Regions from separate parts of the Homo sapiens genome. Here region 2 is linked to region 1. A link is an interaction called in ENCODE POLR2A ChIA-PET data of the cell type or tissue named here. Cell type or tissue: PC-9. All regions are shown on one strand. Each heading gives the region's core, and the rest is flanking DNA. Links, peaks and the distances in the headings are about the cores only. Region 1 holds the start of SBK1 (SH3 domain binding kinase 1). Region 2 holds the start of SULT1A2 (sulfotransferase family 1A member 2).

Region 1 (12,127 bases), core at 4,027-8,026:
TTTAATCCCAGCTACTTGGGAGGCTGAGGCAGAGGAATCACTTGAACCCAAGAGATGGAGGTTGCCAAGATCACGCCACTGTACTCCAGCCTGGGCGACAAGGTGAGACTCCATCTCAACAACAACATCAACAAATCATAAATGTGGACCAACAAGCCAGGAATGCCTTCTCTCTGTCATGACTGGAGACACAAGGAATCAAGAGCATCACAGGACATGCTGGGGAAATCCCCAAATGCCATCAGTTTCCCAAAGCCTGGAGTCTATCAGTATGGCCAACTGAACACAGTGGCTCATGCCTGTAATCCCAGCACTTTGGGAGGCCAAGGCAGGCAGATCACCTGAGGTCAGGATGGCCAACATGGTACAACCCTGTCGCTACTAAAAATACAAAAATTGCTGGGCGTGGTGGCAGGAGCCTGTAGTACCAGCTACCCGGGAGGCTGAGGCAGGAGAATTGCTTGAAGCCGAGAGGTGGAGGTTGCAGTGAGCCGAGATCGCATCATTGCATTCCAGCCTGGGGGAGAAGAGCAAGACTACATCTCAAGAAATAAATAAATAAATAAAACTAAATAAATAAATAAAAATTAAATTAAAAAAAGAAAAGAGACTGGACTAGGTAGCTCACGCCTGTCATCCCAGCACTTTGGGAGGCCGAGGTGGGCAGATCACCCAAAGTCAGGAGTTTGAGACCAGCCTGACCAATATGGTGAAACCCCATCTCTACTAAAAATACAAAAAAAAAAAAATTAGCTGGGCATGGTGGCACGTGCCTGTAATCCCAGCCACTTGGGAGGCTGAGGCAAGAGAACTGCTCGAACCTGGGAGGCGGAGGCTGCAGTGAGCCGAGATTGTGCCATTGCTCTCCAGCCTGGGTGACAGAGCAAGACTCCATCTCAAAAAAAAAAAAAAAAGAAGAAAGAAGGAAAATAAAATCATGGCTAAGTTTTTTCTTTGTGTTCCGCTATCCAAATTATACCCATCAAGACCCTCTCTGGAGAGGTGGCACCTTTGAGCTGGCAAGAGTGGCTTATCCCTAGGCGTCAGGGACAAAGGACTGCACCATTGCAGGCTGCTACTTCTTTTTTTGTTTTTGTTTGTTTGTTTTTGGTTTTGTTTGCTTTGTTTTGAAAGACAGAGTTTCACTCCGTTGCTCAGACTGGAGCGCAATGGCACAATCTTGGCTCATGGCAACCTCTGCCTCTCCAGTTCAAGTGATTCTTGGGCCTCAGCTTCCCGAGTAGCTGAGACTACAGGTGCGTGCCACCATGCCCAGCTAATTTTTGTATTTTTAGTAGAGATGGGGTTTCGCCATGTTGGCCCAGGCTGGTCTTGAACTCCCAAACTCAGGTGATCTGCCCACCTTGGCCTCCCAAAGTCACCACTTCTGTGCCTCTCTTCAGATGTGTTGTGTTGGTTCCATCCTCTGAGAAGCAGGCAAGGTGGGCCAGATGTGCAAATGATTTATTGAGGAAAACCCTTGGGAGGGACCAAGAAGGAGGGAGGAAGAGGAAGCTGGGAAGATCATCAGACTGTACTAGATCTAACACGTGGAAAAGAGAGACAGAAGGAAGGATGATGGGAGAGGAAGAGTCTTCAACTGCAGTGCAGTGAGAAAGTTTTTACAAAGTCAAGGGGGAGTCCTTGATCCAAAGCTGCCTGTTCGAGGAGTCCTGTGTCTCCACGAACAGACGCGCCTTAGTTCTTTGGCTGGGATCAGCTCGTGGGAAGCAAACCAGAGCCTTCCTGTGTGAACCACAGATGGGTTTCACAGCTGCTGCCCTTGGTCAATGACTTTTCCTGAAGTCAGAGGTCTGAATGGCACATTTTCAGGGCCGTCACCTTCCATCCCTTGCACTACTCAGCTCTACCATGGATCCTGTGAGCCTCTCTTTCTATGGGAAAACTTTGAAGAGGGAGATTAGTGGAACATGCTAGAGCCCCCGCCTCCTTGCTGCAGTTATCGAGAGGCCATAACCAGCGCTTGTTCTTTCTTTCTTCACTATCCATTCTAAATTATCCACACTCTCCACCGTCGCCTTGGCAGGCCTTGGTGGGTTACCTGGTGATGTGACCCGACCCTTCAGTCCTGAGGGACCTAAATTATTGGTTATTGTAACCCATGGATCACTGGATTCCCATATATTCCTCCTTGTCCTCCCACTGTAAAAGCAGCCCTGCCCTCTCTGCTGACCAGGGTCAGTTAGTGCAGCCATGCTGGTGCCCTCTCTTCTCACCTGCTGGTCCCAGAACACATGGAGTCCAAAGTTTCCCAGCCCCGGCCACAGCTTAAATTTAATGGGACCCATGCTGTGTCCCCTGGCTAGAGCATACCCTCTTTGGGGACCAGGACTTCCCTCCCTGTAGAACTGAGAGGGAGTCGGGAGGGGGACTTAATTACCCACAATGCATGCCAGCAAACCTTTACTAACTGCACTATGGGTAATCAAAGCCCCAGATAAGGAATCAGGGAAGGTTTCCGCAGAAGGTGGCCTTGAACTGGGCAACCCTTGATTAACTGTGGCTAGGGGCACTGCAAAGCTTGATTTGACTCCTCCCCTCTCTAGGTCTGTTTCTTCCTCTGCAAAAAGAGGAAAGTGCTCTCTAAGTGCTAACATTCTGAGACTCAGCTTTTAGACACAGAATGTTTTCTTCCTGCTTTCTCCCTCTCCAGCCCCCTCTTCTGCACACCCAATAACTCAAATCCCTCTATTAGTTTATTTACGGCACTAAGGCCTTGGAGAGGATTAGAACAAAGTTAGAATGAAATCCGAAACTCCTCTACATTGGCAGGACAAGGAGTGTGGGAGAGGAAGGGAAGACACAGAGTTCTTAGAAGAGAACTTGTTTGGAAAACAAGGAGGAAGGGAAAGGTGTTCCAGACAGAGGAAACCGAGTAGACAAAGGCGTGGAGGTATCAAAAGCAGATGTCAGGCCGGGTGAGGTGGTTCACACCTGTAATCCCAGCACTTTGGGAGGCTGAGGTGGACAGCTCACCTGAGGTCGGGAGTTCAAGACCAGCCTGGCCAACAATGGCAAAACCTCATCTCTACTAAAAATACAAAAATTAGCCAGGCGTGGTGGTACACACCTGTAATCCCAACTACTTGGGAGGCTGAGGCAGGAGAATCACTTGAACCCGGGAGACGGAGGCTGCAGTGAGCCAAGATTGTGCCATTGCACTCCAGCCTGGGCAATAAGAGTGAAACTCCATCTCAGAAAAAAAAAAAAAACAAAAACAAACAGATGTCAGGGCTGGGCGTGGTGGCTCACACTCGCAATCCCAGCGCTTTGGGAGGCTGAGGTGGATGGAAGGCTTAAGCTCAGGAGTTCAAGACCAGCCTGGGCAACATGGCAAAACCCCATCTCTACAAAAAATACAAAAATTAGCTGAGCCTGGTGGTGCACACCTGTAGTCCTAGTTACTTAGGGGGCTGAGGTGGGAGGATCACTTGATCCCAGGAGGTTGAGGCTGTAGTGAGCCATGATTGCACCACTACACTCCAACCTTGGTGACAAAGTGAGACCCTGTCTCAAAAAAAAAAAAAAAAGACAGAGGCAGATGTCCTAGAATAGCGTGGCTGAGGTCAAGGCCGAATGGAGAAGAGAGGTCCTTTGTAGGGGAATGGAGAGCAGGCTCTAAATGTTAAGGGCTTTGAATGCCAGGATAAGTAAGGTTAGACTTTACCCTGATGGTACACAGGAAGTCCTTGGCAGTTTTATGTAAGACAGCAACCCAACCCCATTTGTATTTTACAGACCTGATGATCCCAAAGGATTTGGATTCTAGAAAAAAGACAATCACCAGGCACGGTGGCTCATGCCTGTAATCCTAGCACTTTGGGAGGCTGAGGTGGGTGGATCACTTGAAGTCAGGAGTTTGAGACCAGCCTGGCCAACATGATGAAACCCCGTCTGTAGTAAAAATACAAAAATTAGCCAGGCATAGTGGCACACGCCTGTAATCCCAGCTACTCAGGAGGCTGAGCCAGGAGAATCACTTGAACCCCGCAGGCAGAGGTTGCGGTGAGGCAAGATCGTGCCATTGCACTCCAGGCTGGGCAGCAGAGCAAGACTCTGTCAAAAAAAGAAGGAAGGTAGGAAGGCAGGAAGGAAGGAAAGAAGAAAGGAAGGAAGGAAGGGCGGGGAGAGAAAAAGAAAGAAAGGAGAAGAGAAGAGAAGAAAAGAAAAGAGAAAAAAGACAATCTAGACAGAGGCAGGAGGCCGACAAGTTAAGAACTGAAACAATATTCTCAATGGTAGAGGTTGCCAACCTATGGTCTGGGGGCCAGATTTGTCTGCAAAGTGTGTTTCATTTGGCCCATTCAATATTTCCGAATTTTGGGAATTCGTTTCAAACATTTAAAAGTTGGAAGATTTCTGGATGTCCTGCTTCTCTTTGAATATCATCCAGCCACGCACAGCCCACGATGTCTCCAGTTCCCCTCTTCTCCACCCTCTCTATCACTTTACATGCGACCCCAGTCGCTCATGTCTGCGCCTGTAGGTACTTGCGTTTGCAATCCCTGGCTCCTAAAGCTCTGGAAACAGTCGGGAGTGGCTGGGAGGATTACGCTGGGTTGAGAAAACAGCCTGATCAAAAACTTAGAAGAAATAGGGGCAGTCATAAAAAATGATGAGTTCATGTCCTTTGTAGGGACATGGATGAAGCTGGAAACCATCATTCTCAGCAAACTATCGCAAGGACAAAAAACCAAACACCGCATGTTCTCACTCATAGGTGGGAATTGAACAAAGAGAACACATGGACACAGGAAGGGGAACATCACACACCAGGGACTGTTGTGGGGTGGGGGGAAGGGGGAGGGATAGCATTAGGAGATATACCTAATGCTAAATGACGAGTTAATGGGTGCAGCACACCAACATGGCACACGTATACATACGTAACAAACCTGCATGTTGTGCATATGTACCCTAAAACTTAAAGTATAATAATAATTAAAAAAAAGAATGAAAAAGAAATGCTTTTGAAGCTTGAAGCTAAAAAAACAAAAAAAAAAGAAAGAAATAGGGAAGGCGTCCTATTGGGGCTTTCTCACTAGGGAAAGAGTGAGCTGCAGGGAGGAGAAAGAACAGGGCCTGGAAGGACGAGCTGTCCCTATCTCATCTCTGTCCCCATCCACCCACTTCATCCAGGCCACCAATTTCCGGTTATCAAACAGACAATGCAACATCCCTTACACCTGCTGTACCTCTGCCTAGAATCTCCTTTCTTCCCTTCTATCCGGCGAGCAGTTCCTCCCAGCTGCACTCCTGGACTAGTCACTGCCTATTTGCAGCAGGGATCGCAAAGGCGACCTCAGTTGGATAGGGCAACCACCCAGGCCCAAGTTTATGACCTCTTCCCCAAGAAGACTGTGAGTTCTCTGACGTCTCGCTGGAAATAGGATGCATGGATGGATGGATGGATGGATGGACGGACGGATGGATGGATGGATGGAAGCGCAGGCAGGCAGGCGGACGCATGGATGAATGAAATGCATATCCGAATGCAGAACCTGGATTTGTTTTCCCTCCTTCAAACACACACAGGCTCCGCCCCACTAGCACAGACCGGGACAGTCTGGGGCAGTCTCGTCCCGCAGGGCCCAGAAAGCTGGACCAGGTGACCCTCTCAGACTCCCCCGAGTCCTCTGTAACCTCGTTCTCGCCCCCTCGTGGGCTCTGACCTAGAAAAGGAGTGGGGTGGGTGGGGGGTGGGGGGTGGGAGCCAGCTCGGGAGCCACCGGCGCTAGGACCCAGCGCGGCCGGAAGGGGGTGGGGGCGCCGCGCGGGGAGAATCTGCGCTCCGCGGCGCGCGGCGGGAGGGCGGGCGCGCGGCGGGTGAGCGCGCTTGCGCGAGGGCGCGCGCCGAGCGGGACGGACAAAGGGGCGGGCGGCGGCGCGCGAGCCGGAGGGCGGAGCCGCGGGCCGGGCGGGCAGGTGCGCGCTGGCTGGAGGGCGGAGCCGCGATGCCGCGATGGAGCGCAGCCCGGGCGGGCGCCGGGGCCGGGGCCCGAGCGCCAGGCGGAGCGCGAGCTGGAGCCGCAGCCGGAGCCCGGGCCAGGCCGGGGGCCGGGAGCGCAGGGCCGGGCTGCTCGTAGCGGCGGCGACCGAGCCCCCCAGCGGCTGAGGGGCTTCCAGCGCCCGCCGGTGGCCGGGACCCACTAAAGCCCCCGCAGCCGAGGAGTGCGGGGAGCCCCCTTCCACATCCAGGATCCGGCGAGCCTCGGGGAAGAGGGGGGGCCCTCCCGGATCCGACACCGAGCGACTCCCCTGCGGGGAAAGCGGAGACTTCCTCGGTATTTAGAAGACAGCAAGCCCCCTACGGCACCGCAAGGACTCCCCCTCCTCAGTCTGGGCCCCCGCCCCAAGACCTAGAACGCAGTGCCCCCAGGCCGGGATTGCGAGAACCCCCTCCCAAGATCCGGTCATTACAACTCCACACCTCAAGACAAGAAGACCCAGCTCAGAACGCCCCTAGATCAGGGGATCCCAATTCCCCCCAACTCCGGTACATAGAAATCCCAAATCTAGGCAGCCGGGGACAGCAAGAGACACTCTCACCAGCAAGAAGCCTCGGGGATCCCCCCCCTAAAGCTCCAGGACTTGGGCGACTGAGCCCCTGGCGGCACCGCTTGCACCCCGGTCCATGGTCGTGGCGCCCTGAGCCCCCGGGGCCGGGCAGACGAAGACCGCGACGGCGCCCAGGCCCCCTGCCGCGGCGTCCCCGCGGCCCCAGCCCAGGTAAGCCGGGCCCAGGTGAGGGGCGGCAGGTGAGTGGCCACCGAGGTCCCCATAGCCCTGCAGGTGGGGAAGGAAGTATCGGGTTGCGCGCTCCCCCTTCCCCAGCGTCGCCATGGAGCCGAGGCTGAAGGACGTCTCTTTGTGTCTCGCTTGGAGGAGCCGCCCCCTCCTCCTCTCCCTTCCCCCACCCCACTCCCTAGCCTTGAGGCTCGGGCGCAGCTCCCCGGCCCCACGGAGGAGTGGTGGTGGAGCCCGTTGTGCCATGGAGAGGGGGGAAGAGGGCGGAGAGTCCCCCCCCAAAAGCTGCGAGCCTGGAGGTTGGCCCCCAGGTCCTTGGAGTGTGAATACCCCTCCCCCACGGCCAAGCTGAGCTTCTAGTGAAGTCCCCCCGAGAGGGGAAAATTTGGGGGTGCCCACAGGTGAGGGGGGCTGCCTTATGTGGCCCTGGGTGATGGCTGGGGCTTCGGGTGTGTGTCTTTGTCTGTGAGAGTGCGGGGAAGGGGTGTGTTTGAGCGGATGAATGGGAATCGCATCTTCCCTGTGACTCTGCTGCCCGACCCAGGCCACACTGGCGGTCTTTACCTAAACCATACTTTGTACTCCCTGTGGGACAGGGAGGGAGTAAGTACCCCCCAAAGTGAGGCGCTAGTTTCTGGGGAGGAGAGGTAGCCTAGATGAAGAAGCTATTTCAGGTCAGGGCACCGTTCTGTTCCCATTTGTCCCAGGGACAGCAACCCAAGTCTTTCCCTTCCCCTCCTAACCTGGAGAACACCCAGGTTAAACCAAGGGTTGGCTCAATGTGTCCCAGACAACCAAGGGCCAATTCCAGGGTCTCACTGTGGCTTTCCAGGTGGTACACACGGCCGTACCCCAGCCTGGCCCTCAGTGAGGTCCTGAACCCCAGGCTCTACCGCATATGAGGAAGCCGAGAGACCCTAGGGGACATTGTACCCTGAAATCCTGAATCAGATCCTGAGAAGGGGCTGGACTGCATGGAAAGAACACACTCTGGGCTGCTGGGAGTTCCTCTCATCTCTTCTCTCTGAGCCTTCTGCAGACAAGCAGTGATGCTGGACCCATTTGATAGGTGCACAAACTGAGGCTCGGGAAGGCAGGACCCAGGATACAGCTAGCCCTGCCAGTAGCTCCTTCACTTATTCATTCAACAAACCTGTCGCCAATGTCTGTGATGGACCATGCGCTAGAGTCAGGGTCCTTTTCCCCACTTCATTCCTATCTCCTTTCTTGATGTCTCCTGATCATCAGACCCCTGGGCACGTCCCATTGGGCCTGTTGAAGTGGACCGGGCCAGGTCCAGCTGAGAGATTCTTGACCCTACACCTGAAGCAGCTGATCCCTGTCCTGCTACAGCCTTGGGAGCCCTGAGCCTGGGTGGCTGACTCCTCATCTCCCACCTTCCCAGCACCAAGTGCCCCCACCCCCACCTGCTGCTGGCACTGACCCAAGGGTGAGGATGTGACCAGCTGGAGACGAGGGTAGGGGGCACTTGATGCGGGCAGACCTCTGGCAGCCTCTCCTGCCAATTTCAGGACAGTTGAGGCAGCCACCTTCAGCACAGGCTGTGGGGGAATCAGGTGCCCTGAAGACTGAGTGACCTTGGGCAAGCACGTGGCCCTTCCCAGAGAAAATGACAGAGAGTGAGCCTCTCTGCAGCTTGAAGGGCGGATGGAGATCGAAATTGGGCAGGACAAGCATCCAGGTTTGCTCTACCCATTGCTGAAGGAGTTCATTTCCCCCCAGTGGGGGTTCCCAGAAGCCCAGGGCTTTGTCACACACCCCACAGGCAAGGCAGTGGAACCAGAGGCTGAAGAGCAGAAATTTGAGTCACTGTGTCCAGGGCAAACTGTGAGGAGGCCAGAGGAGGACAAGGAGCAAGACCTCCCCTCCTCACTAACCTGCAGTGGCTCTCCATTGAGTCCAGAATCAAGTCGCTGAGTCCAGATAGTCTCTGGACTGCAGCCTGGCCCTAAACCACCTCTCCTAGCCCATCTCCTCCGTGTCCTCTAATTCTCTGCCTCCGTCACGTGCTCTTCCCCTGACCTGAAAAGCCCCACTCTAGGATGGCTCCGGAGCCGTTTTCTGCCTCCACCTCCCTTTTTGAGCTGACCTGAGCTGGCACGTAGTAGAGAGCTGAATTTGATTGGTTGGTGGTTTGGTGGCTTGGAGGTAGTGGCGTGTGTCTACATGTGCAGTGAGAGTTTGTCTCCACATCTAGACTCAGCTCCAGGAGACGGGAACCAGGTTTGTCTTGTCCATACTGCATCAGCATTGTCTAATTCAGAGCCCAGCGTATGGTAGGGCACGTGCTGTAAAATACAGCCTATAGACGATTTTTGTTGGTCCAATGTATTTTACATGTTTGTCTTTGTTGTGAGTGCTTAAAAAAAGTCGGGGGGAGGCAATTTCACATACAAAAGCTGATTTTTGGATCTTCTTGAAAAATCAGATGATGTGGCAACCTCAGGCCACAGCGGGAGAATGACCACCTTCTTTAGACAGGGCCCTTGCCTTCCAGTCCACCCCCAGGCAGCCGTTCGCTCCCTTAGGTCACCTCCTGGCCCCCGATGCTGGCATCTGGGTTTGCAGGCCCAGAAAAATCTTTTTTTTTTTTTTTTTTTTTTGAGACAGAGTTTCACTCTTGTTGCCCGGGCTGGAGTGTAATGGCGAGATCTCGGCTCACTACAACCTCCAGCCCCTGGGTTCAAGTGATTCTCCTGACTCAGTCTCCTGAGTAGCTGAGATTACAGATGCCCACCACCACATCCAGCTAATTTTTTTTTTTTTTTTTTTTTAGACAGAGTCTCGCTCTGTTGCCCAGGCTGAAGTGTCGTGGCACAATCTCGGCTCGCTGCGACCTCCACCTCCCGGGTTCAAGCAATTCTCTGCCTCAGCCTCCCGAGTAGCTGGGATTACAGGCACCCGCCACCATGCCTGGCTAATTTTTTGTATTTTTAGTAGAGACGGGGTTTCACCATCTTGGCCAGGCTGGTCTTGAACTCCTGACCTCGTGATCCACCCTCCTCGGCCTCCCAAAGTGCTGAGATTACAAGTGTAAGCCACCACACCCGGCCACACCCAACTAATTTTTGTATTTTGGGTAGAGACGAGGTTTCACCATGTTGGCCAGACTGGTCTCGAACACCTGACCTCAGGTGATCCACCTGCCTTGGCCTCCCAAAATGCTGAGATTACAGCCACCACACACAGCCCAAAAAATCTTTGTTCGGTGGGCAACCTTCGTCTGTGTGTGTTCTGCACTCATGGGTGTTCCCTCCCACCCCCATGGTCAAGTTAGAACGTGCACAGAATAGTGTCCACCCAGGGTCTTAAGGGCTATGTGGTGAAGTGAACCTGAACTTCTCCAGCCTGGTTCCACTTTCCACTCTTGATCCCATCTTGCACTCTTACCCCTGAACTAGTGACATCCAGCAACCAAAAACCTGTTTTCTCTGTCCCACTTGCCCCATGTGTCCCAGGGACAGCAAACCCGAGTCCTTCCCTTCCCCTCCTGACCTGGTTCTAGGTGCAGGTCTTGCTCAGGACTCTTGGGGCAGGGCTACTGTCCAGGGTTCCGTTCACCCCTCTGTCCACAGAAGAACTGGATGAAAGCTTCTTGTAGCTGTAAGTTTCTTCCTTCTAACTTTCTAGGACTAAGTCCAAGCTGGTCTAAGTTTTGGTCAGGCAGGAGAGCTGGGGGCCTAATTATAGGAGTAACTAAAAAATATTGGTCAGGTGCGGTGGCTCACACCTGTAATCCCACCACTTTGGGAGGCTGAGACAGGTGGATCATTTGAGGTCAGGAGTTTGCGACCAGCCTGGCCAACATGGTGAAACCCTGTCTCTACTAAAAATACAAAAAATTAGCCAGGTGCGGTGGCATATTCCTGTAATCCCTGCTACTAGGGAGGCTGAGGCAGGAGAATTGGTTGAACCCAGGTGACAGAGGTTGCAGTGAGCCGAGATTGTGCCACTGCACTCCAGCCTGGGTGACAGACTGAGAGTCCGTCTCAAAAAAAAAGAAACAAAAGTTGACATTTCCTGAACAGAAACGAAACTGATGGGCATTGTGGAGTAGCTGGGCCAGGGGCCAGCAGCAGGCCCCTGTCACTGGGCACAGCTCTAGAAGGGAGTGCACCCTTTTTCTGAACACAGGTCTCCAGCAACCTGAGGTCAAAGCAGATACCAGAGCACCATGGAGGAGAGCTCAGGCTCTGGATTCTGCCTGGGCTTGAAGCTCACTGAGATGCTGTGTGACCTTCAGCAAGGCACTTACCCTTTCTGGGCCTCAGTGCCCTCATCTATAAAAGAGGGATAATACTATCTTGTAGGATCATCAGGGGGATTAAGCAGGCTAAAGAATGGAAGGGACCTAGGACAGGGTATCCCATATCAAAAATGCTCACTAACTATTGGCCCTTATTAAATGGGGCGTCGGCAGGTGGGTGACTGAGCCTCCACAGTTACTCTTCCTTGGGAGCTGGTCTAGGGAGGCAGAGGCTTCTGGTTCTGTCCTCAAGAAAGGGAAGGGGTCCCTGGGAGGCAGGATAGCATTGTGAAGTGGAGCTTGCCCCTGCCCCAGGTGTGGGTGAGGGCGGAGGCCCTTCCTGAGCCTCTTCTAGCACTCTGCCTGAGGGCTGGGACCGTGGTTTTGTGGGTAAAGCCCTCCTCCTTCCCAGCCTATGCTTTCCACGTGAGGCGCCTGCTGCCTTCTGCTGGAGAGTTTCCTGGAGACTTTCTGCCCCAGAAGGATGGGCCCCAGGCCAAAGTATTCCCCAAACCACCCCTCCCCTGGCTCGCCTCCTGCTCCCCCTTTCAGGTCTCAGGAAGGGGTGGCAGCTAGGCCTGGAAAGGCCAGTTAAAGTCCCCTCTCCTCCCCAGCCACCCTCCCATCGCCCCACAATTGCTTGGCCATACCTGGAGAGAGGACAGGTCCAGCTCAGCCCCACCTTGGGAAACCACGTAATGTCAGGGTTGGAGAGGAAGCAGCGGAACATCTCCTAGTGTCAAGTGCTCAGTGCTGGACAGCGTTTTCTCATTTAGCCCTGAGGACAGCACCACGTTAACCCCAGAGTCAGGATTTGCACCCAGCTGTGTGGGCCACCAAAGGTTTGTGTGAAGCCAGTGTCTGAGTGCCCAGGTTTGAAGCCCACCTCCACCATTCTCTGGCTGCGTGACCTTGGGCAGGTCAGTTGTCTCCTGGGCCTCAGTTTCCTCTGACGTAGAATGGAGACAATAATAGCTGCCACTTCCTAAAGTTGTTGTGAGGATTAAGTGGATCTGTTGCAGATGAAGCGCTTGAGCAGGGCCTGCTGCTTAAGTGTTTGCTCTGGCCTTCCCTGCCGGGGTATGCAAATGA
Region 2 (12,127 bases), core at 3,192-7,191, 300 kb after region 1:
GCTATGACCCCACTAGGAAGGGAGTCAGCACCCCTACTCCTCCCTGCCTATTCCCTGCCTTGGGTCTCCAGCCACTGAGAAAAGAGCTCTGTAGCAGCAGGGACTGGGCCAAGACTTCTTGACCCCAGAGTGAAGGATGTTAGGAGTGGCTGAGAGTCCACGGCCCAGAGCCTCCTGTGGTCTAGGCTGGGGGAAGGGGGTGCCTGTCCTGGCCTGGGGGTCTCTGAGCAGCCCCTCCTGTCTGCCTGCCCCACAGCCCCAGGATGACTACTCGGTCCTGTTTGAAGACACCTCCTATGCAGATGGCTATTCCCCTCCCCTCAATGTGGCTCAGAGATACGTGGTGGCTTGTAAGGAACCCAAGAAAAAGTGATGCCGCCTGGCAGACTCGCCATCCCCCAACGACACAGGGCAGGACAGCAGAGGACGTGCTGGGATTAAACACATTCCCCCTCTACTCGTCTCCTGGGTTTTACTTCTCCAGACCCTCTCCCCTCTCCAAACAGGGCAAGTTGAGGAGCTGGAGCGGGGAGGTGGCCGTATTTGGCCCCAGTGGGCGATCACTCTTTCAGCTCAGGGTTTCTCTTGGCTTGGAATAGAGACTCTGCATTGAACACAAATCATACTTTATTCTGGAGCCTCTTGGTCAGGCTTGATTCGCACACTCCCTCTGCAGTGACTCCAGGAACCCCTCTCACAGCTCAGAGCGGAAGCTGAGGCTGCAGCCTGCCATCTTCTTCGCATAGTCCGCATCGAAGCGCTCATTCTGCGCCACGGTGAAGGTGGTCTTCCAGTCCCCAGCCATGCCTGGGGGAGGAAGGCAGGGAGCAAAGCTGGAGTCTCATCCCAGGGGAGGCCCCGAGTGCCTATGGGGAGGCTCCAGCTGCTGCTCCCACCTGCTCCAAACCCCCGTGCTGGCCGGCACCTACCTTTCCTCATGAAGGGGGAGATGCTGTGGTCCATGAACTCCCGGCGGACGGTGGTGTAGTTGGTCATAGGGTTCTTCTTCATCTCCTTGAACGACGTGTGCTCAACCATGAGGTCCACAGTCTCCTCTGGCAGGGAGCGCCCCACAAACTCCAGGATCTTTTGAATCTCCCTTTTGGGGTTCTGAGCAGCAGAGGGCTCCTCAGTGGAGGCTTGGATTGCTGATTCAGGAAAATAAAAGGGGTCCACTTCTCTAACCTCAGAGGGGAACTGGCCACTTCCACTTCAAAACCCATAGAGCCAGCTCCTCGACCCCTGGGACCCCAGTCCCTGGGGCAAAATGAATTGCTGTCTGCCCTGTGATCCCATCATGAGCTGGGCTTGGCTCCTATGGGTAAGGACTGGGATGGTCTTCTTCCGTGCCTGTGGCCCTGGGTGGCATAACCATTGGCAGGGAGAAGCAATTGGAATAGATAGCTGATCTGTGGCAAGGGGCCGTGGTTCAGGCGTGTAATTCCCAAGACTTTGGGAGGCTGAGGCAGGCGGATCACCTGAGCTCAGGAGATGGAGACCAACCTGGCCAACATGGCACAACACAAAAATTAGCCAGGCATGGTAGTGTGCATCTGTAATCTCAGCTACTCAGGAGGCTGAGGCAGGAGAATCACTTGAACCTGGGAGGGGGGGTTACACTGAGCTGAGATCACACCACTGCATGCCATCCTGGACAACAGAGCAAGACTTTGTCTCAAAAAAAAAAGTAGCTGATCCATGGCCACCCGTGCAGCTGACTCAGGCACAGGAGATGAGAGCTGTGCCCAGCCTGCTGCCACATGGGGCTGCAGTGGGGCCTGGGCCAGGGAGTCAAGATGGGGAATCCGGGCCTGCTGGAGGGGCCGCCCAGGGAGGGTGGCTGGGTGGCCTTGGCAGGTCCCTGTGAAGTGCCTGCCCCCAGGTGTCACGTGGAGGGAAGCATCAAAGGCGGTCTCACCTCCTTCATGTCTTCATAGAAGAGGTAGAGAACAGGGTGGGTGCGGCTCAGCTCCCACCACTCTTGCACGTGCTGGTACCAGGACCCATAGGACACTGGAGAAGCGGGCAGGGAGTGCCGACACAGGGTTGCTGTGCGTTGTAGCCACCACCCCTTAGCTCCACACCTTCCTTCCTCCCATCAAGCCCACCTTCTCCAGCCATGAACTTCTCCAGGAAGCTTTCCCAGGTCCCAGGGTGAGGGTACACTTTGGCCATGTGGTAGAAGTGGTAGTAGGAAACCGCCACATCCTTTGCGTTGCGGGCAACATAGACCACCTGCAGGGGCAGAAGACTCAACCCCAGCACCATCACCACACAGCCTGCCCCAGGCCAGCTCATCTCTTGGTTTGGCAAAGGAGGAAGCTGAGGCTTAGAGGCTGACTTGTTTGAGATCTCACGGCACAGGTAGGGCCAAGTCAGGATCTGAACCCTGCTCAAAAGCCAAAGTCCTGCCTGGTCCCTGAGACCATCATATTCTATAGTAATATAATCTGCATCAATGCGTCACACCCCGATCTGGAGCAAGGCATGCTCCACCAGGCATGTTCCCACCACCACCAAATTTTGTGGGCCTGTGAGGACCCACCCTCTACCTTTCTTAGGTCTACCCGGAAGAGTCTCATGTTTTTGGTCATCAGAGCAAAAGGCAGACAGTCCCCCCCGTGGAAGATGAGACAAGTCTGGAGGAAGTGAGGCGACTCTCCCAGAAGAACAGGACCAAAGCTGGGCTGAGCCGGGGCCTCCTTCCCTGGATTCACATGCCCCACACCTGGACCTTTGCTTTTTTCTTTTTGTTGTGGTTTTTTTTTTTTTTTGGGGGGGGGGACTCTAGGTCTCAAAAAAAAGAGAAAAGAGAAAAAAGACCTTGGGCTTTCTTTTTTCCTGTTGCCCAGGTTGGAGTGCACTGGAGTGAGAATAGCTCACTGCAACGTTGACCTCCCAGGCTCAAGCAATCCTCCAACCTTAGACTTTTGAGTAGCTGGGACTATAGCGCTATGCCACCATGCCCTGCTGATTATTTGCATCTTTTATAGAGATGGAGTCTCCCCATGTTTCCTGGGCTGGTCTGGAACTCCTGAGCTCAAGCGGTCCACCCATCTTGGCCTCCCAAAATGCTGGCATTACAGCGGTGAGCCACCCAGGTGGCAAACCTTTTAAAATATTTATTTGTTTTGTTTGAAACAATGTCTCGTTGTGTCTCCCAGGCTGGAGTGCAGTGGCACAATCTCGGCTCACTGCAACCACCGCCTCCCAGGTGCAAGCTATTCTCCTGCCTCAGCCTCCCGAGTAGCTGGGATTACTGGCGCCTGCCCCAACGCCTGGCTAATTTTTGTATTTTTAGTAGAGACGGGGTTTCTCCATGTTGGCCAGGCTGATCTCAAACTCCTAACCTTGGGTGATCTGCCCACCTCGACCTCCGAAAGTGCTGGTATTACAGGCGTGAGCCACAACAGGCCCAGCCCCCTGCCACCTGCCGCTTTTTTTTTTTTTTTTTTTTTTTTTTTGAGACAGAGTTTTGCTCTTGTTTCCCAGGCTGCAGTGCAATGGTGAGGTCTCGGCTGACTACAACCTCTGCCTCCCAGCTTCAAGCAATTCTCCTGCTTCAGCCTCCCAAGTAGCTGGGATTACAGATGCCTGCCACCATGCCCGGCTAATTTTTTTGTATTTTTAGTAGAGATGGGGTTTTGCCATGTTGGCCAGGCTGATCTCAAACTCCTAGTCTCAGGTGATCCACCTGCCTCAGCCTCTTCAAGTGCTGGAATTACAGGTGTGAGCCACCGCACTGGTGGGACACTCTTTCTATTCATCGTTTTTTGAGACAGTGTTTCTCTGTCACCCAGCCTGGAGTGCACTGGTGTGATCATAGCTCACTGTAGCCTTAAACTCCTAGGCTCAGATGATCCTCCCACCTCAGCCTCCTGAGTAGCTGGTATTACAGGCACACACCACTATGCACAGCTAAGTTTTTTTTTTGGAAGAGACTTATCTGGAACTTCTGGCTTCAAGGGATCTTCCCACCTCAGCCTCCCAAAGTACTGAGATTGCGGGTGTGAACCACTGTGCCCAGTCTCACCTTGACCTTCTGATCCAACAGAGTCTGGGGGAGCAGAGCCAGGGGCAGGTGTGTCTTCAGGAGTCGTGGGGCTGGTGTGTTTTTCAGAGTCTCCATCCCTGAGCAGTGGGTCAGGGAAGGTCTGGTGAGCTGAAGCCCCAGCCCTGTCTTCCTCCACTCCCCTTGCACCCAGGACACACACACCTGAGGGAATCCCTGGGACTTTGAACTCAAGGAAGGGCACCCGCATGAAGATGGGAGCTCGGTGACACTTTTCCAGGTCACCGCCCTGGTAGATCATGTCCAGAATCTGGCTCACCCAGGTGGTGCCTGGAGAGGGAGGGAGATGGGAGGTGAGCAGGCTGAGGTGAGCATGACCTCGCTGGCCAAGGTGGGGACTGCCACCTGGGAGAGGGTGGGTGGCCCTCCTCACCTACCGGACTTGGGGTAGGTGCTGATGAGCAGGTCATCAGGCCGGGCCTGGAAGCTCTGCAGGGGCCCCAGTGCCTCTGCAAAGTACTTGATGAGCGGGACCCCCTTCACGTACTCCAGTGGCGGGCGAGAGATGTCCTGGATCAGCTCCATGTTCCTGCGTCAGGGGCCAGAGCCAGGCCCGTTCCCTTACCACCATCACAACAGCAAGAAAGTGGAATTCTTGCTTTCAGGGAAGTCACTGAGGCCTAGGGAGGCTGAGTGACTTGCCCGCACTCACAAGGCCAGTCAGTGGCGGGGCTGGGGCTGAAAACCAGGTCGGGCTCTAATGTGGTGGTTCCCCAGCCTGGCCTCACCTTTCATTCACCTGCGGAGCTGTTCAAAATCCCAGGGCCTGGGCCATGGTGCAGACCAGTGAAAGCACCCTCGTGGCGCGGGGCCCAGATGTCAGGGTGTGTGAAGGTCTCCAGGAGAGTCCAGCTGCACTGAGGAACCTCTAGGACCTTCCTGTGCTGTCTTCCTGCCAGCCAGCGCCCTTTGTCTCACCATTTCCTGCTGGGACCCCCAGCCTCCACCCAGTAGGCTCCTCTCCCCGATGTTCCCCTCCTTGAGCCCCTCGGCCCCTCACATGTGGCAACTCCTAGGCTGGCCAGGCCTGTGATCCACTTGCCCGGCCACAGTCCATCTGGGCTCCAGGACAAACAGCCCATTGAGCAACTGAGCTGGTATTGGGGGCCAGAGCCTGATGTGGGAATGAGCAAAACTGTGATGACTCAGCAAAAGGAGGATCCTGGGCAGGGTGGCTCCCACCTGTAATCCCAGACCCTAGGGAGGCTGAGGCCAGAATTTGGAGACCAATCTGGGCAGCATTGGAAGACCCCATCTCTAAAAATCTTTTAAAAATATTTTTTAAAACTATCCAGGCAGGATGGTGAGGGTCTGTAGTCCTAGCTACTGAGGCAGGAGAATCACTTGAGCCCAGGAATTCAAGGCTGCAGTGGCCAGGATCCCACAGCACTCCAGCCTCGGTGACAGCAAGACCTGGCCTCCCCGGAAAAAAAAAAAAGGAAGGGAGGGGGATTCAGGCCGGCCGGGGTTGTCTGAAATGGGATATCCATGGGGAGAGGGCAGGGATAGCAGAGGCCTCGGCTTCTGGAATGTTGGAGCCACAAGCTGAGCAGGGTGAGGGCGTCCTGGGCCATTCCGGTGTGTCACTCACCTGAGCTCTTGGGAACCTGGCCTTGTGCCCTCCTCGCCCGCAGTGGCTGAGTGTGGGTGTTGTGTGGGGAATGCAGGGGTGTTGTCTGTGCTGAGGGTTTCTTAGGTCAGTGTGGGAGGGATCTGGAGCCGGGGCTGGACTTAGATTTGCTTCCGGAAGGAAGGGGTAGGGTTGGGGGTGGGGGAGCTTCTCTATTACCCTCCTTAGTTTGCCAGCTGGAGACAAGCTTAAAGTGATCTCCAAAGCCACGACTGGGTTTGGTGTGTAGAAAACAGAAGAATGAAAGGGGAAAGGGCCCAATGGTGGGTTTGTTTTTGTGGGTTTTTTTTTTTGAGCTGTCACTGGGCTCCTGACCTGCCCCTGAACTCCAAAAGACAAGCTTTCTCTAATTGACCCAGGCAAGAGAGGGGAGGGATTGGAGGAGAAAGATGGGATAGGCAGGCCCTGGAAAGGTCACCTACCTGCTGGCTCCAGGCCAGTCTTGAAGGTGCCAGGGGTCCTGGCCCAGTGCAACCCACAGGCCTCCAGCAGCCCATGCACTCCAGGCTCTGACCACAAGGCCAGTCTGGAGTGATGCGTGTGGGCAGAGTGAAGGGGCAGGGGTGGAGCAGAGCATGGATCCATAGAACAAGAAAGAACAAGGACACTGCAGTCCCATTGCCCTGGGAGCCAGCCCCAGCTTCATGGCTCCCTGGGGACCTCACAGAACATCGATAGAAGATCCTAGAAGAACCACAGCCCCTGGCAGGTACTTTTCTTTCCATGGGTTTGAAGGAGGCTCCACAGACAGAGGCCAGAGGAGGTTGAGGCTTGGAAGCCACAGGGCCCCGTGGAAGGAGTGCATCCCCCCACCCTCCTCGTTCTTTGTCCTCACTATTTAAAGTCCAGGGTCAAGCTGGGCACGAGACAGGTAAACAACCATCTGAGTAAAGGTGAGTCTCCCAAGCCTTCCCAGGGTTGCGTGAGCTCAGAGGCAAGCGGGGAAAACTGAGGCATGGGATTTCCAGGCAGAGGAGAGGCTGCTCCCCTGCTAGGGCCACAGGCCCCTCCTCCCTCCTCTGTGCCCCTGAGGAATCCCCATGACTGGCAGGTCCTCCGGCTACTAGCTCCACCCCTGCCCTCAGCAACCTTCAGGAGGCCCTCTTGACTGAGACTTTGTATTGCACTCTAGTGAAAACCAGCCGGACCAGCAGGGGGTGGCACAGAAAAGAGGCGAGAATGTGAGATTAATAGAGTGCTAGCAAGACAACAGAAAATCCCAGGCAGCAGTTTCACATGACCAGAAGAAGGAAACTTGAAATAGCTGCATGTGCCAAGGGCCAATAAGTCCCTGAAAAATAGGATGAGGACCAAGCTGGCTGCGACCAACCAGAAGCAACATGGCGCTGTATTTGATGTAGGTTTCACCTAGGATCTCACTGTACAATCAGTAACATATGAAACCGTACACCCACCAGTGCCAAGACGGCTCCAGGAACACCTGTATTTGGGTGTAAATTGTGGCACCACGGTCTTGAGAAATCTTTACCTTTTCCTGGAATCTTCATGAATATACCCCTCTTTAGTTGAAGAAGCCCATAAAGGTCAGCCCCACACCTTGTAGGGCATGAGACACTCTCTTGAGGACCCCCACGTTCCTCTTCTTCAGTGAGTCCCTTTACTCTGCAGGAAATCTGCCTACGTTCATGACTTTTGCACTTGTCCTTAAATTGTTTCTGGCTAAGGTGCCAAGAGCCTGGAGAAGGCCTGGCACGGTGGCTCACTCCTGTAATCCCAGCACTTTGGGAGGCCGAGGCAGGCAGACCACCTGAAGTCGGGAGTTTGAGACCAGCCTGACCAACATGGAGAAACCTTGTCTCTACTAAAAATAGAAAATTAGTCAAGCCTGGTGGCACACGCCTGTAATCCCAGCTACTTGGGAGGCTGAGGCAGGAGAATCGCTTGAACCCGGGAGGCGGAGGTTGCGGTGAGCCAAGATCACGCCATTGCACTCCAGCCTGGGCAACAAGAGTGAAACTCGGTCTCAAAAAAACAAAACAAAACAAAAAAAAGCGTGGAAACGGGCTGAGGTCGATGTCCCACCGGTCTTTGATGACCTCCCCTAGGCCACCAGTATCTGGAGGGGATTAGGGACACTGAGCTCCAGCAGGGCTATCCAGTGTGCCTGCAGAAACAAGGTTGGTCACAGGCAGCCCAGGACAGGGAGTGGGGTAGGGAGGCTGGGGCCAAAGCCCACTCACGTCTTCTAATTCCGAGTCTTCCACTATTTCCCCCGTGCTCATCCATCACAGCCAGATCAGGTCACCCAAAGCAGTGACGCCTCACAGCTACCAAGGCATGGGGCCAGAGAGAGAGACAGAGTCAGGCATCACAAGCCCCCTCCAGGCTCAGCCCTGAATACCAAGATCAGGACACGGCTGCCCCGGCCTGGATTGCACAACTGGGCACCCTCTTCCCAAAGCTGGACCAGGCTGGGGCCGGGGGACTGCACTCAGCTAGGGCATTGGCCCTCTAGGGGCAGAAGCTGCCCTGGTTCTTCCGGAAGGAACTCCTCTCACAGGCAGATCACGTGGGCTCTTAGCCAACAGCCAGGGTTGGGGCAACACAAGGGCCCCGCTTCATCCTGTCCCAGGCAGCAGGCAGGTAAGAGACAAGGAGGGAGAGGCAGCTGGCAGCAACCCCTCTATGCAGCAGGCACTGTTCCGGGCATTACACAGCTCCATCCCGTGAGGCAGAGGTGACTGTTATTTGCATCTTACAGATGAGGAAATGGAGGTGGGGGTTTAAAATCCTTGCCCCTGGGACTAAGCTGGTGCAGGTCCTGGGAGCATCAGCAGTGATTGATTGAGTCACAGCCTCACCACTGCAGCCAGACCTGAACTTCCTCACAGCTCAGCAACACCCAGCAGGTCACTGAATGTCCCCAGGGCAAGTCCTCTACTCACTCACTATTAGCGGGTGCTCAGTAGAAGGCACCCGTTTTCCATTATTTTATTAACTATTTCTTGGCTATCGTCTCTGTGCAGGACTTTGTTCTACAGCAGTGACAAGAGCTGCCCTCGGGCAATGTAGTGCAAAGGTTGGGGTGGGAGAGACTAACGAGAGTCATAAAGCACCTAGCCGGTGAGATAGTAAGTATTCAGGTAAAGAAGCAGACGGGGAAGTACACAAGAGGTGCAATTTTATTTTATATTTTTAGAGACAGTTTCTTGCTCTTTTGCCCAGGCTATAGTGCAGTGGAGCGATCAGAGCTCACTGCAGCCTCCAACTCCTGGGACCAAGCGATCCTCCCACCTCAGCCTCCCCCCGTAGCTGGGACTACAGGCATATGCCACCATGCCCGGCTTCTCAGAGCTGCAATTTTAAATCGGGAGATAGAGAAGACCTCCCTGTGGAGGTGGCAGGTTATCAAGATAGGTGTAGAGAAGAACCTTCCAGTCAAAGGGAAAAGGCAGGTCCTGCTGTGCTCAGGAATGGCCAGAAATACTATCATCCCCATCTTAGAGACGGGGACAGGGCCGCAAAAGTGTCAGGGCGTTTCCTGGCTCCTCAACAAACAGCTGGATCCGAAGTGGTCTGGGGGATGAGCCGCCCTGCCTGGGGCGGACCTCCCCTGGAGCTCAAGGGCTCGCAGGGCGCACAGGCCTCTTGGGCCCCGGGTCCGGCTCAGGCTCGGGCTTGGTGCCAGCAAAGGGACCTGCGCGGTGCCCTGGGGCCGGGGAGGCCCGAAGGCCATCGCCCGTGCGGCGCGGCGCATAGAGGTCCCGGCGGAGGTCGGGGTGCAGCGGGAGTAGGAGGCGCGCCTATGGAGGGGGTTCCAGGCCCACTCCAACAGCGGCAGGATACGGAGGAGTTAGGGCGGCTCCAGGCAGGGGGGCGGACCCCAAGCCCTTGCCCGCCTGCCGCCGCCTGGTCTCCTTCCTTACCCGAAGGGTTGCCACGGCGGGCGGGAAGCCGTGCACGACGAGCACTTTCTCCCTGGGGAGGAGAACGGGGGTGTCCCTGTGAGCCCTGCCGCGCCCAACCGCGGGTCCCCTCCAATTCCACCCGAGAGCGGGGTCCTCACTGCCGGCTTCAGCCTAGCCCCAGGCCCTGCCCCTAAATGAAGTCACGCCCCCTGAACCTGCCCACCTCAGGCCGCGCCTCCAGCCCAGGTACCCACCTGTCCCCCCTCCTCTCCCTCCTGCGCTCCATCCGACCCCAGCATGCCCACCAAGACCCCTACGCTGGCCCGCATCCTGGATCATCACCTCCGCCCCAGCCAGCTCCTCCCCGGAGTTCCACCGCCAAGATTCCCAGGGCACTGTCTCCCCGTCATGCTCCTCCTCTGTGACAGTCCCGTCCCCACCCTGGACTCCCCACCCATGTCACAGGCATGCCCCTCCCTCTCATCAGGCTTGTGCCCAGCGGGGTCCGCCTCCTCCAGGAAGCCTTCCTCCTGGCACAGAGACCCTTCCGGTCTCACCAGGAGTGCAATGGCCCGATTTGGCTCACTGCAACCTCTGCCGCTGCCCCCTGCCCCATCTTTCAAGCAATTCTCCCGCCTCAGCCTTTCGAGTAGCTGTAATTACAGGCACGTGCCACCATGCCCGACTAATTTTTGTATTTCTATTACAGACGGGGTTTCACCATGTTGGTCAGGCTGGTCTCGAACTCCTGACCTCAAGTGATCCAACCGCTTTGGCCTCCCAATGTGTTGGGTTTACAGGCTTGAGCCACCGCGCCAGGCCTGGGCCCTGCCTTTTGTGTGGTCCCCATTGTGCTGCTGGACCTGACAAGCAGGGCTGACAGTGAACCCCATATAAACGTGGCCCTGATGACGGGGGTTCAGGCCTTAGAGCAGGTAGATGCTGAAGAAGCGCCCCGGCCTAGCCGCGACTCCCGTGGAACTCTTTGAATTTTAGGAAATTCTCCTTAAACACACTTCTGGTTCAGCACCGACATCAAGAAGAGAGCCTCTCCAGCACCTGCAAACTCACTTTGTCCCTCCCTGGTTCTTCCCGCTGGGCGCCCACTATGCTGCGGTCTCGCCCATCTGTAGCTGAGCCCAGCAGCCCCTGTAGGACACCTGGCCGAACGGGTCACAGTCCTGCTGGGCTCACTCGGGAGATGGAGGCTCCCAGGGGCTCCTCCAACAGCCCCAGGGCTGCTCTCTGGTCACTGCACCTGCCTGGGCTGCCACTCTGCTTCTCATCTGCACAGCAGGAGAAAAACTCCACAGAGCGTGCTGTGGGCGGGGCCGGCTGTGCAGGGAGCACCGGGTCCTCGCCCTGCCCCTGTCCTCCACACTCCCCTACAGGGACTGTGCCCCTGGCTGCATCCTGCATTTTCCTCCTTTTGTCCACAGGTATGAGGTAGATGACATTGATGAAGAAGGCAAAGCGTGAGTGTCCAGGCCAGGGCAGGGCATGGAGCCTGGGGGCAGCCTACCAGCTGGGAAGGAGCATCCCCACCCGGCCACAGGTTGACACAAGCCCCTCTACCACCAGGAGACACACCGTGAGCTTGCGCCGGATCATCCCGCTGACCCGGTGGAAGGCCAACCCCGAGACAGACCCCGAGGCCTTGTTAGTCAAGGAGAAAACCATGTTCTCAGGATGCTGTGACCTTGGTGACAGCACGGCCAACACAGGAAGCCTCGGCATTCACCTGGTCACTGAGCTCATTCAAGCAAAGCGATCTCCAGTAGGGACTTTCCCTTTTGAGAACATGTGCAAAGGGTCAGCAAACTGACACTTTGCTCATTTTAATAGTAAAAACCATACCCCTGGGTGGAGATTTAAGATGCTAATGAGACATGAGTCCTAGGAGCAAGCATGTATAGCAAATGCGCATGTGCACCCAGAGGACCACCCAGAACATGCTTACTAGTGATGCCTCTTCCCACCCATTATGAAGAGTTGTGTGAGACTCCCATAAAGGGAGTTTTTCCTGCAGTAATCAACACCGTCCCAACCTGACAAGCAGTCCCTTCTGAACTCGCTCAAGGTGTATTGTCTATTCTGCAATTAACTTTCAATATACTGTTTTCTTTTGCAATAAGTTATTCTATGCTCCACTTCTTTTGCTGTGTGTCTCTTGTTTAAATCATTTTATTTATTATTATTATTATTATTATTATTATTATTATTATTATTATTATTATCTTAGATGGAGTCTCACTCTGTGGCCCAGGCTGGAGTGCAGTGGCACAATCTCGACTCACTGCAACCTCTGAGTCTTGGGTTCAAGCGATTCTCCTGCCTCAGCCTTCTGTGTAGCTGGGATGATAGGGCTCACCACCACGCCTGGCTAATTTTATATTTTTAGTAGAGACAGGGTTTCGTCATGTTGGCCAGGCTGGTCTTGAACTCTTGACATCAGGTAATCCACCCCTCTCAGCTTCCCAAAGTGCTGGGATTACAGGTGTGAGCCACTGCGCACCGCCTACTTAATTTATTTTAACCCAAGAGGACGAGAACCCA

The links. ChIA-PET counts read pairs that join two places held together with the same protein. Peaks named below come from ENCODE experiments on the same cell type or tissue, not always from the same donor. Only the 100,000 strongest peaks of a DNase experiment are listed, where the experiment ranks them.
Region 2: POLR2A ChIA-PET joins it to region 1 with 18 read pairs; 3 of 35 experiments call an interaction of 5 or more read pairs at or near these places.

What each region holds. Positions count from the first base shown.
Region 1 is chr16:28,286,551-28,298,677 of GRCh38, forward strand. SBK1 (SH3 domain binding kinase 1) reads left to right here and starts at 5,975. Exons shown (of 4, transcript NM_001024401.3): 1 at 5,975-6,750. It overlaps LOC124903670 (a long non-coding RNA gene), which reads right to left and starts at 5,515. Exons shown (of 2, transcript XR_007065033.1): 1 at 5,217-5,515; 2 at 1-517. RefSeq lists silencers at 5,467-5,638, 5,846-6,075. In PC-9, for the core only: no CTCF peak of the experiment used is centred there; a DNase peak (open chromatin) is centred at 5,541; H3K4me3 peaks cover 1,750 bases; H3K27me3 peaks cover 1,537 bases.
Region 2 is chr16:28,591,334-28,603,460 of GRCh38, forward strand. SULT1A2 (sulfotransferase family 1A member 2) reads right to left here and starts at 5,717. Exons shown (of 8, transcript NM_001054.4): 1 at 5,664-5,717; 2 at 4,450-4,601; 3 at 4,217-4,342; 4 at 4,034-4,131; 5 at 2,109-2,235; 6 at 1,919-2,013; 7 at 930-1,110; 8 at 610-807. The coding sequence starts at 4,597. The coding sequence ends at 695. SGF29 (SAGA complex associated factor 29) reads left to right here. Exons shown (of 10, transcript NM_138414.3): 10 at 257-457. The coding sequence ends at 373. RefSeq lists enhancers at 5,655-5,949, 7,583-8,117, 8,118-8,651, 9,485-9,999. In PC-9, for the core only: CTCF peaks have their summits at 5,301, 5,510 and 6,818 (motif pointing right); DNase peaks (open chromatin) are centred at 5,248, 5,688 and 6,798; H3K4me3 peaks cover 2,701 bases; H3K27ac peaks cover 3,445 bases.